3 separate regions of the Mus musculus genome follow, and all the other regions are linked to region 1. Evidence: chromatin loops called from intact Hi-C (ENCODE). Cell type or tissue: left cerebral cortex. All regions are shown on one strand. Links, peaks and the distances in the headings refer to the core of each region. The heading gives the core; the rest is flanking DNA.

Region 1 (5,670 bases), core at 318-5,317:
ACCATGACCACAACAACTCTTATAAAGGAAAACATAATCAGGGCTGGCTTACAGTTTCTGAGGTTAGTCTGTTATCTTCATGGCAGAGGACATAACAGCTTCCAGGCAGATATGATGCTGGAGATGGAGCTGAGATTTCTACATCAGGATCAGCAGGCAGCAGGAAGTGAATGTCACTCTAGATCTGGCTTGAGCATTTGAGACCTCAAAGCCCACTCCCTAGCAACACACCTCCTCCAACAAGGTCACACCTTCTAACAGTGCCACTCCCTATGGGCCTATGGGGGCCATTTTATTCAAACTGTTATGCCCCGACTCTGCAGGAAACCCAGGAGAGCTCAAGAACTATAGGGTCTGATGCATAAGAGTCAGACTCGACTGGCAAAGCTTCCCACAGCACAGGGCAGGAGTGGGACCCTGAGCTTGGAAGGCTTGGCACTTATATGCAGCATAGTTAGAGACTCTTTGAAAGCTTAGGGTGATGGGGGAGGCAGGGGAGGTGAGTCATAATTCAGACATGATACCATTTGGTAGAGCAGGGTTGCGTGTCTGCGAGGGGGATGCTTCTGACCTAAGGATTATCTTTATGGGGCTATCAGGAACTAGTTTTATGGCCAGCCATAACTGTCTGTGACCCCTGATCACCTCCCTTCAATGATTTAAACATGGGACCCTAATCTCTGTTTTCCAAGGACAGGCACCAACTGCACCTGAGAAGTGCCCAGCCTGATTATCAGGGAGAGAGCTAGCCTCAACGTCACAAGGGCAAGGGGGGCTGTCATCCATCACACTCAAGCTGGTACCCAGGGCTCCTTGAGTTCTCTCTGAGTGGCCAGGGAGGGGGAGGAAGCCCTGCATTTGCAGGGGGAGGCGGGGAGCAGGGGTTGGGGAAAGCAGAACTTCTGGGGGAAAGCTCAGAGGCAAGCTGTCTTCACATCCCAATGCACTTGCTGTGGGAGGGAGCCTGGGTTGGGAGAAGGGAAACTTCTGCAAGAAAGTGCAGAAGGAAGCTGCCTGTGCACTTCAGAACCACCACAGAGGCCAAGCGGTGCAACAAAACAGCACGACAGGTTTTTTTGGGTTGTTTAAAGATTTCATTGCAACAAACTACAACCGAAAGTATAGGAGACTGTTCTTCACACCAACAGACTCCATCACTAAAACAGAGGCTATTGGAACAGTGCGAGCCAGTACCCTAAATGTGGGAAGCCACATGTGCCGTTGCTGAGTGGCACTGACTACTGCTGGCCACCACACATAAGTTTGGACAAACAACCAATGTGTACATATGCAGTAAAGTTTTTTGCAAAGACACTGCCTGGCCCGGACATGATAATGAGGTTCTGTAAGGTACTGAGAGTATAACCAATCAGATGTGAGACATGCAAATGAGGTATGATAATGAGGTTCTGTAAGGTACTGAGAGTATAACCAATCAGATGTGAGACATGCAAATGAGGTATGATAATGAGGTTCTGTAAGGTACTGAGAGAGAGTAACCAATCAGATGTGAGACATGCAAATGAGGTATGATAATGAGGCTCTGTGAGGTACTGAGAGAGAGTAGCCAATCAGATGAGGAACATGCAAATGAGGCGTAGTGCATAACCAATCCAGGTGTGAGACACGCCTCTCCTAGGCCTATAAAAGCAGCACCAGTTCTGGGCTCAGGGTTTCTTCGCCTCTGCAATCAAGCTCTCCCAATAAACGTGTGCAGAAGGATCCTGTTGCAGCGTCTTCTTGCTGGTCAAGTCCTGCGTGCACAAGACCTAAATACCCCCACGTTGATTTGTCCATGACTGAAAAGCAACTAAACTTGGAAGAACAACAAGCAGTTTCAGGGGCACACAGGGAAGGTTTTGATTGACACAAGAGATCACCGGAAGGCATCTAATTTCTTGTCCTCTTTATAAGTCTGGGTTAGCCTGTTTACCACCTTTGCCAGGGTCAGCAAAGCCCCTCCCTGTTTCCCTTTTGTTTACTGGCCTTTGCTCAGGGAGGTGACCACACTACCAGCTCCCACCCAAGACCCTTCAATCTGTGGATAAAAGACACACACAGTTTATTCCTCCACAGTTTGTCTTCTTGACACAATTGCTGGGCTCAGATATCTCTCACCTAGAAAAGCATGCCCTTAGCAATTTATTATCTCCATCTTTCCACCTGCCCTAAACTTAGTGGCTAGTCCCATCTAGCCCCTGCCAAACATCCTTGTCCACCCGCTTATAGCAGAGGCTGCAGGCCCTAGCTGCCCCCTCCCTGAGACCTTACATGGTTCTTGTGTTCTTCGTCCTCCAAAGCATGGTAGAAAAGCCCCTCTCTGTGTCCCTGCCTTTTCCTCCTGGAACCCAGAAGTTCTGCCTGTACCTTCTACCCAGCAATTGGTCCTGGCCTCCTTTATTGACAAATCAAGAACCAATTGGAGAACAGAACTTTAGCATAAGCACCACCCCCTTCATTAGCCTCCAGGGCTTGTTCCAGAAACGGAATTCCCAAGTCCAACCTACAGCCCTGGCTTTGGAAGAACCACCAGTGAAACTCAGTGATTACTCTTCGACCACAGACACCAACCTACACCCTCTTGCCAGTCCTTCTTGGTAGGAAAGAGCAGGGTCAGACATTTTACCAACTTCTTCATTTTACAAGGAGAGAGGGAGAGACTCAAAACCACAGGCACTGAGGAGCCCCCACATACCACCACACCACCCAAGACAAAACTACCGACGCGGCTAAAGTGCGAGCAAGGCAGAATTTGCCCTGACATACAGAAACAGCAGCCCCGGTGATGCTTAGATGGATCTGGGCAGTCAGGAAGGTGGGCTGGCCTCACGAGCTCAGTGCCAGAGGAGGAAGGAGGCTCTTTCCGCTGACTCACTCCCCTGAATACTGCAGCTGTTCTTGTCTCTACCCCACGGCACACCTACCATTTTTCTGGTTTGGGTTCCAACCTTAGCAACTTGCTCCAGTAGATACTAGCACCACCTGCCCACTCAGCAAACCTGCACCCAAAGGACAACATCCGTGCAGCATTCTCTGCACCGCCTTTTGCTGAAGCCAGGATGTCTGCAAAAGCAGAAATGAGGCGCTGCCGCGAGCGGGCTTCTGGCAATACCGTCACCTACTAAGCCTGAGTTTGCACTGGTTTCATCAAGCCCCAGCTCCAGCCCAGTGACAGAGCCCTCAGGAAACAGGTGGCAGGTGCCCCACACTCAGAGCAGAGGAGACAAGCTCTCCTTGTAGGTTTCTTGGCACCTCCAACAAGGCCACACCTCCCAATACTTGCAAATAGTGCTACTCCCTGGTGACCAAGCATTCAAATCTATAGTGTGTGGGGGCCACTCTTATGCAAATCACCATACCCTGCAAGATCTCAAAGCCCACAAAGTGAAGACAGAGGCCCAGGCAGGAAAAGCTTGCCAAGGAAGGCATCCTGGCTGGACAGTGGGTTCCTCTGAGAAGCCAGTCTCTGGCGCAAGCCGTGGCTTGTCCCAGTGTAGCATCTCTTCACATAGTTCTCCACACACACAAGTCTGCATGTTTGTTGTATGGATTTGTTGGCTTGGTTCGCTTGAGTGTTTGTGCTGAAAGGACTATTCAATGGCAAGCAACTGTGTTCCACCCATACACATGCCCTGCCCCGATACCAGCTCAACCATGATGCAGCCCCTGGATAACCAACCTTTAATCACTGGAGCTTTCTGTGTGGAGAGAGTCATGAGGTGGACCTGGAGCCACCTAGAATCTAACGTGAGAGACAAGTCCGGCCACCTGATTTCATCCCGGGGGTGGGGGGTGGGGGGGGGGTCACACGGTAGAAAGAGAAAACTAACTCCCCATGGCAGGCATTTACCCGCATGCAGTATGCAAGTAACTAATAAATGAGTGCAATTTTAATTTTTTAAGTAGAGCAGGCAACTATAGGTAATATATGTACATTGCTTTACGTAGCTCCGTGACACAAGAGATATTTTTTTAATCCTTTATTTTTTTAGTCAAATTAAATCCTGTGAGACCTTCCTATCCAAATGTGATTTAAAAGTTCACTTGGGAGCTGGAGAGATGGCTCAGCGGTTAAGAACACTGACTGCTCTTCCAGAGGTCCTGAGTTCAATTCCCAGCAACCACATGGTGGCTCACAACCATCTGTAATGGGATCCGATGCCCTCTTCTGGCATGTCTGAGGACAGCTACAGTGTACTTGTATACATAAAATAAATAAGTCTTAAAAAAAAAAAGTCACTTGGGGAAAAGAAGGTTGGGGGAGGGGTGGGGACTGTCTTTCTCTTTCCCAAGCTCATAAGAACCATGGTGCTTTGTGAGCCCAAAAAGAGAAGACAGACAACCTGCTTGCTCAGCACTTCTGAGCTCCATCCTCAGATACATGCTGCATATACTCAATGGCAGACAGCTGTGTTCCACCCGTACATATGCCCTGCCCCCATACCAGCTCATCCGTGAGGCAGAGCCCCTGGATAACCAACACTCTGCCAAGCAGTCACTGATGTTGCATGGCTTCCCATTCCTGAGATAATGGAATCAGATGGATCGACTTCCCTACTGATGAGAGAGCTCACAGCCCTCTCAATGGTTCTGGGAACCCTTCAACTCCCTCTTCAACCTTTTCGACCCTCAGGATCTCCTCACACAACAGTCCTCTCAGTCCCGTTGTGTTTTCTTCAAGGTGCTGATCACAGAGACATCTAGATTTATGGCCCATGTGTTAATGATCTATGTTCTCAAAAAGAAAGGTGGCAAGTCTATAAGAGCAGAATCCTTTTTGTGGTCCAATTTATTAATAAATATACCCAGTGACTAGGAAACTTCTTGGCACCTGTCTTAGTCAGGGTTTCTATTCCTGCACAAACATCATGACCAAGAAGCAAATTGGGGAGGAAAGGGTTTATTCGGCTTACACTTCCATACTGCTGTTTATCACCAAGGAAGTCAGGACTGGAACTCAAGCAGGGCAGAAAGCAGGAGCTGATACAGAGGCCATGGAGGGATGTTATTTACTGGCTTGCTCCCCCTGGCTTGCTCAGCCTGCTCTCTTATAGAACCAAGACTACCAGCCCAGAGATAGTCCCACCCACAAGGGGCCTTTCCCCCTTGATCACTAATTGAGAAAATGCCTTACAGTTGTATCTCATGGAGGCATTTCCCCAACTGAAGCTCCTTTCTCTGTGATAACTCCAGCTGTGTCAAGTTGACACAAAACCAGCCAGTACAGCACCCCATGATGATGGGAAATCTACTGGATGAGTACCTTTTTGTCCCGTCTCCAGACACTCTCTTTGCTCATGTGACCCATGTCAGTGAGATTTTCATTACTGTGAATAAATACCACAGAGAAACATCTCAGAAAAGGGTTTGTTTGAGTTCCTGATTCAGAAGTTCTAATCCGTAGTCAGCTGGCTGCATTACTCAAGGCCCGAAAAGAGACAAACATCATGGCTGCAGAGTGTATGGAGGAAGATCTCGTCACGTCATGGTTGGCAGGAAGCATAGGGATAGGGTCTGGGGACCTGGAGCATCCTTCAGAGACAAAACCCCAACTGGCCTACTATTGTGTCCCACTCGACCGGCAAGAAAGACGCAACAAACCGGAATCTTCCGTGGCAAAAGCTTTATTGCTTACTTCTTCAGGAAGACCCTGAACCGGGAAAATGGTGC
Region 2 (5,670 bases), core at 134-5,133, 130 kb before region 1:
AGGAAATTAATAGCTAAAGCAATAATGCGTGGTTGAGTTCTTGCTCTGCCAGCGTGAGGACCAGAGATTGAATCCCAGGATTCCTGGGCGTGGCTGTCCATGCTTGTGGCTCCACCATTGCAGGGCAGAAGCAGCCAGATGAGGGGAGCTGGAGGGTCAGCCAGGCTATCCATAACAGTGAGCTTCCAATTCACTGAGAGAGGCTGCCTTGAGGGAATAAGGTAGAGAGTGACAGGGAATGACAGCCGACATCTTGCTCTGGCCTCCACATGTGCATATGTGCACAATGGGTTCGCCGGTATGATCGCATGCATGGTGCACACACCAATACCACATGTGCCGACATAACCATAAAGTACTTGTGGGCAGCGGAGATGGCTCATCGAGGAAGAGTACCTGCTAAGTAAACATGAGAAGCCGAGTTTGAATCCACAACACCCACATTAAAAAAGCTTCATGTATCAGCACATGTGCCTGTGACACTCAGTGCTCTTAGGTGGAAACAGGAGTGTGCCTTATAGTTTGTTGGCTGCTAGGCCAGCTGCAGGTGGGCTGAGAGACTTGCTTCCAGAGAACAAGGCAAAGGATGATACCCACATCTGCTTCTGACCTCTGTTCAGGCTTTCAGAGGTAGATAAGCAAGTAAGGCAGATTGTCAGAGTAATCAGTGTTGGTTTTCTTCTATAAACTACATGCCTTCACTTGCTTTTGCGTTAGGTCTTTGGGCAGAGGATAATATAGAGAATACCCTAGGATTATCATCATCAGTACCACACTTTGAAAACATGTTCATGTGGCCTGGGTTCTTGTTATTACAAAGCAACTGACGATGAAAAAGGCTAATTGGTTTTCTTTTTTTTTTTTTTTTTTTTTTCCATTTTTTATTAGGTATTTCGCTCATTTACATTTGCAATGCTATACCAAAAGTCCCCCATAGCCACCCACCCCCTCTCCCCTACCCACCCACTCCCCTTTTATGGCCCTGGCGTTCCCCTGTACTGGGGCATATAAAGTTTGCGTGTCCAATGGGCCTCTCTTTCCAGTGATGGCCGACTAGGCCATCTTTTGATGCATATGCAGCTAGAGTCAAGAGCTCCGGGGTACTGGTTAGTTCATAATGTTGTTCCACCTATAGGGTTGCAGATCCCTTTAGCTTCTTTGGTACTTTCTCTAGCTCCTTCATTGGGGGCCATGTGATCCATCCAATAGCCGACTGTGAGCATCCACTTCTATGTTTGCTAGGCCCAGGCATACTCTGACAAGAGACAACTATATCAGGGTCCGAAAAAGGCTAATTGGTTTTCTTAAAGCTATAGGGACCATCTCTAGGAATGGAACCCAGGAAGTTAAACCAAGTGAGTAAAATCTGTTTCTTTTGTTCCTCCGTCTCCCTGTGGGAAACCTAATTCAAAGAGAAAAGAACCAAAAATCGGAATCACTGTTGTGGTCAACAGCTAAGTCAGAAATATCTTAAAATCAAAGTCTGTCCCAGACAATGGTAACCAAGGACGTAGCTACTGGAAAGAAGGGAGGGAACAGTTAAAAGAGGCTCCAAGGAACAGATGGTCTTCTCTACTGTATCCCTCCTCCTTTCCTCTCTTTCCTACACTCAACCACCTACCCATCCAATCACACACACACATACACACATACACACACACACACACACACACACACACACACACACTTCATGAGCTCTCTTCACTCTGCCAGCAACTGACAGCTAATCCACCGATAGAGAAATCTGTCTTCTTTCCGTTTCGGGTTGCTCATTGACAATCCACCCACTGGCATGAATATAAACAGACACATAAATTTAAAATGATCTCAGTACAACAGACAAGATACAGCTAACAGTCTGGTGATGGTGAGCTGTGGTAACAGGTAAGCCTGGAAGCAGCCCAGAAGATGGACTCCAGAGCCAGGATGCTCATTCCCAAAGGCAAAGCTGTCCAGCCAGGAGAGTAGAGTCAGGTCAATCTGGGAAGTGGAGGGAGCGTCTTGCTCATAGGTGACTGCCGCTACCTCTTTAGAATAGCAAAGAAAAGACGTGGCAGACTAGAAACAGGCAAAGGCCAATTTACACAGAGACCCAAAATGTTAGTCTCAGAGGAAAACAAAAATTCTGAGAGAAAGACAGACTGACCCAGCTTGCTTCAGACTTTACCAGTTTTAGCAAGGAAATGCCCAGGTCCCTGAAATCCTTCAGTCCAAAGCAAACAGAACGGTTGGCTGCTGAAGTTTGAGAATCCCCTTGAATACCAGAAATGGAAGATAAAGAGGTAAATAACAGGATTCACTCTAACACATATGTGATGCAAAACTTCAGCCCCAGAACCTGTCCATCTCCCCGAATCACAGGAAAAGGCCTCCTGGAGTCCATTGTCATGGCAAAGAGTTCTGGGAGAATGTTATCACTGGATCAATAAGTGATGGGGATTTCCCCTGCTGGTAGACCAGTAGTACTTCAGGCCTTGCGGCTCCTTGCTCCCCAGTCCCCACTCTTGGTTCTTGTGCTTCTTTTCTTCAAAGAGAAGATAAGACAGAGCAGAACACCAGGAAGTAAAATTATCAACCTGGCTTTGTTTCCCAAAAGCTGATGCTCTGAAGGAAAAAGAAAGCAAGTTTTGACCCTGGCTCTTGATGAGTCAATATATCAGAGAGAAGGTGACTTTGTAGAATAGTTTGACCATCAAAAGCAGAAACAGTGAACCGAAGGTTCCCATGACCCAACTTGTCATAGTAACAGAGTCACTAGAGCTCACGTGGACAAATGTCTCTGAACTACCCTTTTGGTTTGTGAGGTTGATCCATGCTTGATGAGTGAGGTTCTTTTATTTTTAAAGATTTACTTATTTTTATCTTATATATATATATGGTGGTTTTGACTGCATGTATGTTTTTGTACCCTATGTGTGCATTGCCCATGAAGGCCAGAAACTGGAATTAAAGGTTAACTACCATATAGATGCTGAAAATCAAACTTGGGTCCTCTGGAAAAGTAGCCAATGCTCTTAACCACTGAGCCATCTCTCTAATCCCAGGGAGTAGATTCTTTAAGACTCCTCTCACACACTAACAATAACAAAGATGTTCCAGTCTGATATTCTTGCACATGACTAAGGCAATAAATACACTGCAAGATGATGAATAAAGTTCACATCTATTGAGTAATTGTACTGACAGCTTTGTCCACAACCTTATAATAATTACATGAGGTCTTTTTTTATAATGGCTGCTATACCAAAATACCACAAATGTCTGCTGTCTGAAAACAACAGACATTCATTAATTCATGATTCAAGAGAGAATCAGAGACAGAGACAGATATATTTATGAAAATATGGGTGCTGGTGTGGTGTTGGAATATGTGCAGGCTAGAAGCCAGGTATCCTTCCCTATGACTCTGCCTTATTCCATGTAAGCAGCTTTCTCCCTGAACCTGAAGCTCATGGTTTTTGGGGTTAGACTGGCAGCCAGCAAGTCGCAGAGATCTTCCTAACTGCCCCACTCCCAGCCCCTTACCAGCACTGACCTTATAGACACTTGAGCAGTCACACTTGGCTTCTTACATGTGTGCTGGGATCTGAACTCAGGTCCTCAAGGTTGTGTGCAAACACTCCTAATGCCAAGGAAACCTTCTGAAGGGCTCTGAGGAAGGGTAAACCCTGCCTCCTTTCCAGCTTCTGGTAATTGCTAGCTGACATCCTAGGCATCTGTCAACTTGTCAGCTGTGAAACACTTTGTGTCTTCACACCATCTTGTTTATGCCTAAGCCTTTCATAACTATAACTATATATAAATATGTGTGTGTATGTATGTATGTATATATATATATATATATATATATATATATATAACAACTTAGTCTAGCTTAAGCTACACTAGATTTTTATTTAACTAATTGTGACCTGCAATGAAACTATTAATATTTCCAAATAATAGCCATTTTCTGAAGTTTGGTGAAGGCCATGAATTTTAGTTGGGGGAAAAATACTCAACACAGTATGTTATCTAGGGAGCATTTCAGGCTGTACCCCTTAGGCCAGTGTCAGTAACCTCAGTCCCTAGCCTTTGGAGATCCTTAAAGATCTCCAGGTAATTCTACTTCGTAGGCAAATTTGAGAACCATTCTGAGGACATTGCATGCACTGTCCCCAGTCATCTTCAGTGTAAATTCTTAGCCCGCCATTAGCAACCCTATTTTGGAGCTAAGAACCCTGAGACCTGAAAAAGTCAAACAAGCTTGGCTAATTTGCACAGGTGGTTTATTATTTAGTTTCACCTAGCTGTGACCAAACACCTGAAAAAACAAGGAAAAGAGAATTATTTCACCTCATGGTTCCAAAGATTTCAGTCCATTTGGGCCAGGATGGTGGGTCACAATGGCTGACATCATGGTGGACAAGACACAGAATAGCATCATAGGAAGAAAGAAAGGCAGGAAATAGCCATCAAGTATAAGCCCCCAGTGGTGTATTTCCTCCAATCAGACCGTACCTCCCACATTTCCATCACCTCCTAACAGTCTATGGCATTTTAATCCACTACAAAGTAAACCTTTCATCAGGTACAACTCTCAAGACCTAACTATCTCTAGAAACACCCCCATAGACACATTCAGGGGTGTGCTTTACAAATGCCTTAGGCACTTCTCTATTAATCAAGTTGAGACCAGCCATCACTGCTAACGGTCATAGGGTGGGAAGCAGGGTTGGACCTAGACATTTGGACACGAAGCCCATAGCTTGACCCATAGCTGAGCTTTCTATAACTCTGATGGAAGGCACCCATCCCCCGTCAGCAACTGGCATGGGGTTTTCTTTGGGAAGCCACCTCTTTTCTGGCTTTGATCCTAGCCACACTCCCCCTCTCCACCCCACCCCCACCTCCTATTCCCAGCTAGGCTCCTCCATCTGGCTCTGTTCTTAGGAATCAGAAGACAACATTTTCTCTGCGTTGTCGCCACTTTCAGCCCTCCATGCAACTGGGGCTTTTAATAGTAACATCTGTGCTTGGGCTCCCCCATCCCCCAAAATAAAGAGCCCCTTGCATCCACAATGGCAAAAGTTGCTCAAAACCAAAGATAACACTTCCACAGCCCTGACTTATAGACAGCAAACCTCTGGGAGGGACCTGGGCCATCCAAAGACCTCTCAGCATGTGAGTTGGCTGCAACCCCCAGGGGTGCCTTTTGGCTGGTCCCCAGTACCTCACCACTGCTGAGGGGCCAGACCAGGCTAGCTAGCAGGATCCTGCTGCTTTTGAGTGATTCAGACAGCTCAACTGTTATTTTCAGAATCAGAGCGGCACCGCCTAGGGTACACCAACAAAGGTTAAGTTCACAGTTATGTCACACTGTCCCTTAAAATATATACAGAGAGAACCTGAAACACTCATGCATTGTTGGTGAGGAGAAAAAAAAAAATGTTCCAACTACTCTGGGAAAGCTATGCAGCAACTTAAAAGACAAAATATACAGCTACCTGTGATGGTTGAATCTTGGCTGTCAGCTGGACAGCATCTAGAGCCACCAAGATCCAAGCTGCTGGGCACTCCTGCAAGAGGATTTTATAATCAATTATTTGAAGCAGGAATATCCACCCTCAATCTGGACCACAAAGTCCAGCCATGCTACTCTGTCCATGAGCACAGGACCAGACAAGGATA
Region 3 (5,670 bases), core at 134-5,133, 180 kb before region 1:
ATACCATGGCCAGCTTTCTACACAGGTGCTGGGGATTCAAACTAGATCCTTGTATTTGTAGAGCAAACACTCTTTCACACCTAGTCACCTTCTTGCTTCCAATGCAACTTTGTAAATTCTGTGTATAACTTTAAGAGAAGGAAAACTGAGTTCAGAGGTCACCCACGGGTGAACCACGGAGATGTGGACACCCTAAACTGAGATGCACCCCATTCCCCATCTCTAGCACTTCATCCTAGATCCTGAGGCACAGCAGAGTCAGACCCTGCTCCCCTGGCACAGGATTGTGACACAGGAAGACACAAGGCAGCTGTTGCGAACAAGATGCTGAGGAAAAAGTGGGTAGGAGAAAGTCCAGGAAGAAAGCCCTTGCTTGGCCCAGAGCTGCTTCCGACAGAAAAGGTGTCACATGGAAGACCAGGCTTGGGACTTATACCTTACATCACATGCCAGCTTCTAAGCCAGGCACTGTAACAGGGCCGAAATAGATCTCCACTCTCATGTGACATCTCTTCCAGTTATGGAAGAGCAAGTGTCCCAATCTGGGGACAGACCACCATCTGAGGAAGTTACAAATACTCAGAGAAACCCCGGACACTCAGGCATTGCAAAGGCAGCCCACCCACTGGGCTCTGAGCGTCTGTGACTTCTCTAAGACATGACAGTTTGGTCCTTCAGTCATCACAGAGAAGGAGGAGGAGGAGGAGGAGGAGGAGGAGGAGGAGGAGGAGGAGGAGGAGGAGGAGGAGGAGGAGAAAGAGACAGTAAAGAGGGAGGAGGAAATGGTGACAGCTAAATCATAAGATGCTTCTCATCATCTCTTCTTCATCATCTCTCCTAGACCACAAAGGTACAAACCTGACAGAGTCCACTGACCAGCTACCTCGGACAAAGGCCATCTATGAACTTCAGATAAAATAAGTCCTTCAAAAATTCCTGGTCCTTACATATCAGTGATGCCATCATATGGTCATCCAAACTCTTCAAAAATAATGATACTAGCAGAAAGAGGAGGCAGCGTGATACTCCTGGGTACAGACTCAAGAGAAGCTCACCGTCCACGCTCACTGTGGTACTGTTCATAAATAGCTAAGTTATATAACCAGCCTAGGCGCCCCATCTATGGACTGAGAAATAAAAACACTATACGCACACTGGAGTGTATTCAGCCACAAAGAAAAACAAAACCATATTATTTGTAGGAAAATGAGTGGAACCAGAAATGATCGTGTTAAATAAAATAAGCCAGACTTAGAAAAAAAAAACAAAAACAAAACAAAAAAAAAAATCACTCCATTTTTTTCCCATGCAGAACCGGCATTTAAGAAGAACAGTGGGCATGAAAACAAGGCAGGCTCTTTAGGAAGAGACAAGGTTCCCACAAGGAGAGAAAAAAGAAAGGGCAGCAGAGGAACAGGGGAGCTGCGATGTAAGTGCATTGGATGCGTATCCAAAATGGGAGATACGGAAACCCGCTCGCATACAATATTCCATTCAAATAAGATCTAGGGAAAGGGCAGAAGAGCTGCACAATCAACTGGAAATTGTGGCCCAGCGACTGAGCAGTAAACTGTGGCCGATCCATCATCCTCTGAACAGCGGACAGCACCAGCATTTTCCCTATTGGTTGTAGAAGATGTGCTTGACTCAACAGAACTAAAAATTCTCTCTTCTGATTCAGTCCTAAACAGAATCTCACTCTAAATGTCAGGAGGTTTTTTGTTTTTTTTTTTTTAAAATCTCTCCACTTGCCTGCTTGCTTGTCTGTTTCTAACTGGAGACTGAAACTGTTGGGAATCTGTTTGATTCGGTCCAGGGGATATTTTGGTGTTCGGCGTTAGCTTTCAAAAAAATACAGGGAACCAATTCTGGTTCTAACTAGTTCAAAAAGTGGTTTGTTTTATTTTTAAAGTGCACACATTTGGTTCTTGGTTTCTAAGTTTGGTTTTCTTTTTAGTGTCTTTTTTTTTTTTTTAAACTTGGAAGTAGAGTGCCTGGTTCGGCTTATTTGGGCTCTTGGCACTTAATTCCATTTGAGTTCTGGCTCTGGACTCCCGTTGGTTGGCGCTAACAATGCGGCTTGCTTGGCTTGCCTTTGCAGGCGCTGGCACTGTGCAGCAGGACAGGTGCTGTGTTCTTAAACCGGGTGTGCATAGCCAAGGAGAAGCCCGATAACAGCACACAAAATGCTGGCAGTAGAAGGCCCCTCTGAGGCCAGGAACTCCAGCGCTCCTCTTTAGAGAGACTAGGGACATAGAGTAGGGAGCCATCTGAGCCAAGATGGTACCATTAAACAGCTGGGAGTCAAAGTGCTGATGTCCAGACTCCTCTATACCTCGCTGGCCCGTTCAGAAGTAACCCTGCAAAGTCACATCTAGACCCTAAAATTGACAATCCGGGGAGCAAAGCAAAATACTGAAAGGCTGTTCCTCCTGAACCTCTCCGTATTCCCTGAGCCTTGCCAGGGCCTGGAGTGGGAGGGAGAGACGCCCAAAGCTCTGCATAATGATTCAGAGACGCAGTGGGTGTACAGAAAAGCCAGCAGGTATTTAAAAGACCCAAGGCACTCACGTAGGAACAAGCCTATAAATTCTACCCCATCACTGTTGCCAAGGAGATGCAGGTGGGCCTGGAGCTGGCTCTCTGGCAGGAAACTCCCACCTCCCCCCTCTCCCCCGCCCCCCACACATTGTTCATGCCGTACACAGCTTCTTATGACAGCCCTCCTTCCCAGCCGGATGACCAGAGATCCACTCCTTTTCCTGGATAATGTGGCTCATTTATCCAAATGTCAGCTGGACCAACATGCTCTGGGGGGCTGCAAGGAACCCAAAATGCTATTTCTCCTGTGCCCAGAGATGCTCGGCAGGGAGGAGCCTTGTGTGGGTAGAAACCCCGAGATGTCTACAGTTCAATGCAGGAACTGCAATGCAGTCCATACTGATTCCATATCACCTATTCAGCCCTCCCTGGCTCATCAAACAAATACAGGGCTGAAAATGTTCTCTCAACAGCCTACACTCCAGTCAGTAAAAATGTTGTGCGAAGCATGAGAAGTGAATCCACGTCTTTAGTTGCATGACTGTGTGGCCAGATTCACAAAGATGAGAAGACAACAGCTGGGCTCGGGCTGCAAGAACCCACCTTCTGACCTCAGCAGGAGAGTGTGGGGAAGAAAGGGTTAAGCCACAGTTTGACTCCGTTTCTTCCCCTACCTCTCACAAAGGAGTCTGTAATATATTTCAAATCCCCTCCTTGACTTCGGGGTACACCGAGACACCTTTTGATTCCGAACACAGCTGCTGTGAAAATGGTGGCAGCTTGGCCATATGGCACCCGTCACCTGTCCCCATAAGGCAGCATCAGACCCATCATCATCCATAGGGTATTTAGTCTACCCTTCCTTCCTCTGATGGTCAACATGGCTGCACCCAGAGTGATCCTCCAATTCCTGTGACCATTCATGGTGCTTCATGAATGTGGAAGATGGATCTAGCAGCGTGACTGTTGAAAGCCAGGGGTTAAAGCCCTCTAAATTAGCCCAATAAAGCCATTAAAATGGAGACGATCTGTCCCATATGTTATTGGCCACAGTGTTGGGCCGAATTAATTATTGCATGAGCCAACAACTAATGGGGGCTGAGAGTTGAGTGTGTAGTTTGATCTAGATGCGTGCGATACATAGGGGAGTGAATGGGACAGAGAGAGCCAGCCTCACAGAGAGCAGCAAGTCCTGGAGGGACCTGAAGAAAACAGCATCTACCCTTCGTCCTCCCGTACTAGAAGAAAGCCATGTTCCTGGATGTCTTGGTCTTGTCCCTTCTTCCTTACTCCTGTAGAAAGCTCTGCAGCAATGTTTTGCTCTTCCGCCTGAGCTCTGAGGAAGGAGGAACGAGTCTGCATGCCCTGACCATGGTGGGCCTGGGGTAGCTCTATTTCTACCTAGCTGTTGGAACTCTCAGCTACATGAAGGCATAGGATGAGGGACGAAGAGTGTGGCCCGGTGGTAGGCTGCTTTCTTAGCATTATGCCAGGTGCTAGGAAGACATCCCCCCCCCCACCCTGCACTGCAAAAGAGAAAAGCAGCAATGAAAAGGGAATAAGGTAGGTTCCTGGGCAGAGCTAAGAAGCCGTAGATCAGGTAGGTTCACAGATAGAGCTAAGAAGCGATAGATAGGCCTTCCAAGCTTGCTGGAGTGTTGTGTGCTTCTTTCAGTATTTTCAGGGTATGACACATAAATGGTCCCAGGGAAATGCCTTTCAGTGGGATAGCAGCCTCCTTACATGATTAGTATATGCAAATGAAAGAAACTACATTAACGTTACAGTCAAAGCTTTCCTTCTTAGACCGCACAAGGTTCTGGGTAGCTCTTGGGGTTTGAGTTCATGCAGACCCAACTCTGTCCCTGATGGGAGCTGTTGCCACTGCTGGAAAGTGGGGACAGACGTGTCACCACATCCCCCCACTGTGGGCAGATGGAGGACAGTGACATTTGTGCTTCTTTCTCATCCCAGGTGCTGAATAAATGCCAATTCTCTTCCTTCTCCCTGAACTGTGGGTATCATTGGTCTCCGTACAGCCCTAATCATAATGGAAAGAATTGCACAGTACAGCAAGAGCCTATGAAGAGATATTCTCCTTCACAGACATGGGTTGAGGCCCACCCAGAAAACTGACATGGAGTGGTTGTAAAGAAATTAAGATCAGCACACACTGACAAGTATTAGTACCGAGAGCAGCCAGTTTTCAAATGTCCCTACAAAATGTCAAGTGCGTTAGATGCATGGCTGTCTTTCCCATCCATTCTTGGAAGAAAAAAAAAGAAAGGGGGAAGAAGGGAGGAGAGGAGAGAGGGGAAAGGAGGAAGGAAGGAAGGGAGAGGGAGGCATAACAGTTCTAGGCAGAGACCAAGGAAATTCTTTACATCCTGTCTCGTGACTTCATGCACACCGCTTAATGTCCAGTGAGTGCTATTTTACACACACGTGGACATCTAGCTCCAACTGTCAAAACAAGGTGCTGTCCCTCAGGACTTAAAGCATGCATGCTTTGTGCTCATTGAAGAAGGATGTTTCCAGAATTATGGGCTGGTTCCGTCATGCGAGGCCTGTGTGGTCTGGGAGCAGGATGGCAAAAGGGAAATGTCTCAGTCACAGCTCTCTGCAAGAGTCCTTCCAGACAGCAAACGCAAGGAGTGCACAGGAAGACCTTCAGGCAGGGGGATCCTCTGCCTTCCTGGAGCCCTTTCTAGGCTCCAGGCACCAGATAATCGAATCCCCACGCATGGAACTATGGGAATCCTCAGTTCACTGCGCGATAGAGAACAACTCTATATAAGAGAGTTTCAAGGTGAATCATGGTTCCGAGAAGATCTGCAACTCTGCTGGGGTTATGCAGCAGGATGGCTTCCTTGCTAGGCAAAAAAAGTAATTTCCAGCCTCAGATGCGGAGGGAATCTCTGTCAAGGGCAGGGAAGCTTCTACCTGGTCCACTCCCTCCCTTGCTCGCTCCATCATCTCCAATTTTCTCACTCACCTGCCAGAAGCTTCCTCTGCAACTAAGCTCAGCCACCCAAATCCATGATAGACTGGACCACAAACATCTCCTTTACAAAGGGCTGAAGTTCAGTGGGGTGTGGTGGGCTGGGCCTGTAATCCCAGGACTCAGGA

Evidence for each region. Peaks named below come from ENCODE experiments on the same cell type or tissue, not always from the same donor. Only the 100,000 strongest peaks of a DNase experiment are listed, where the experiment ranks them.
Region 2: a loop joins it to region 1, with 9 times the contacts of the local background. A loop is called at or near these places in 2 of 42 quality-filtered maps.
Region 3: it touches region 1 in a loop (5-fold over the local background); 5 of 42 quality-filtered maps call a loop at or near these places.

Annotation. Positions count from the first base shown.
Region 1 is chr8:34,205,434-34,211,103 of GRCm38, reverse strand. No RefSeq gene overlaps it. Among named protein-coding and RNA genes, the nearest start is that of Gm29243, 8.6 kb to the left of the region's middle. In left cerebral cortex, for the core only: a CTCF peak has its summit at 3,032; DNase peaks (open chromatin) are centred at 2,484 and 2,958; H3K27ac peaks cover 676 bases.
Region 2 is chr8:34,331,083-34,336,752 of GRCm38, reverse strand. No RefSeq gene overlaps it. Among named protein-coding and RNA genes, the nearest start is that of Gm33831, 53 kb to the left of the region's middle. In left cerebral cortex, for the core only: a CTCF peak has its summit at 2,456; DNase peaks (open chromatin) are centred at 1,683 and 4,922; H3K27ac peaks cover 340 bases.
Region 3 is chr8:34,389,635-34,395,304 of GRCm38, reverse strand. No RefSeq gene overlaps it. Among named protein-coding and RNA genes, the nearest start is that of Gm33831, 5.7 kb to the right of the region's middle. In left cerebral cortex, for the core only: no CTCF peak of the experiment used is centred there; DNase peaks (open chromatin) are centred at 1,040, 1,826, 2,075 and 2,505; H3K27ac peaks cover 3,063 bases.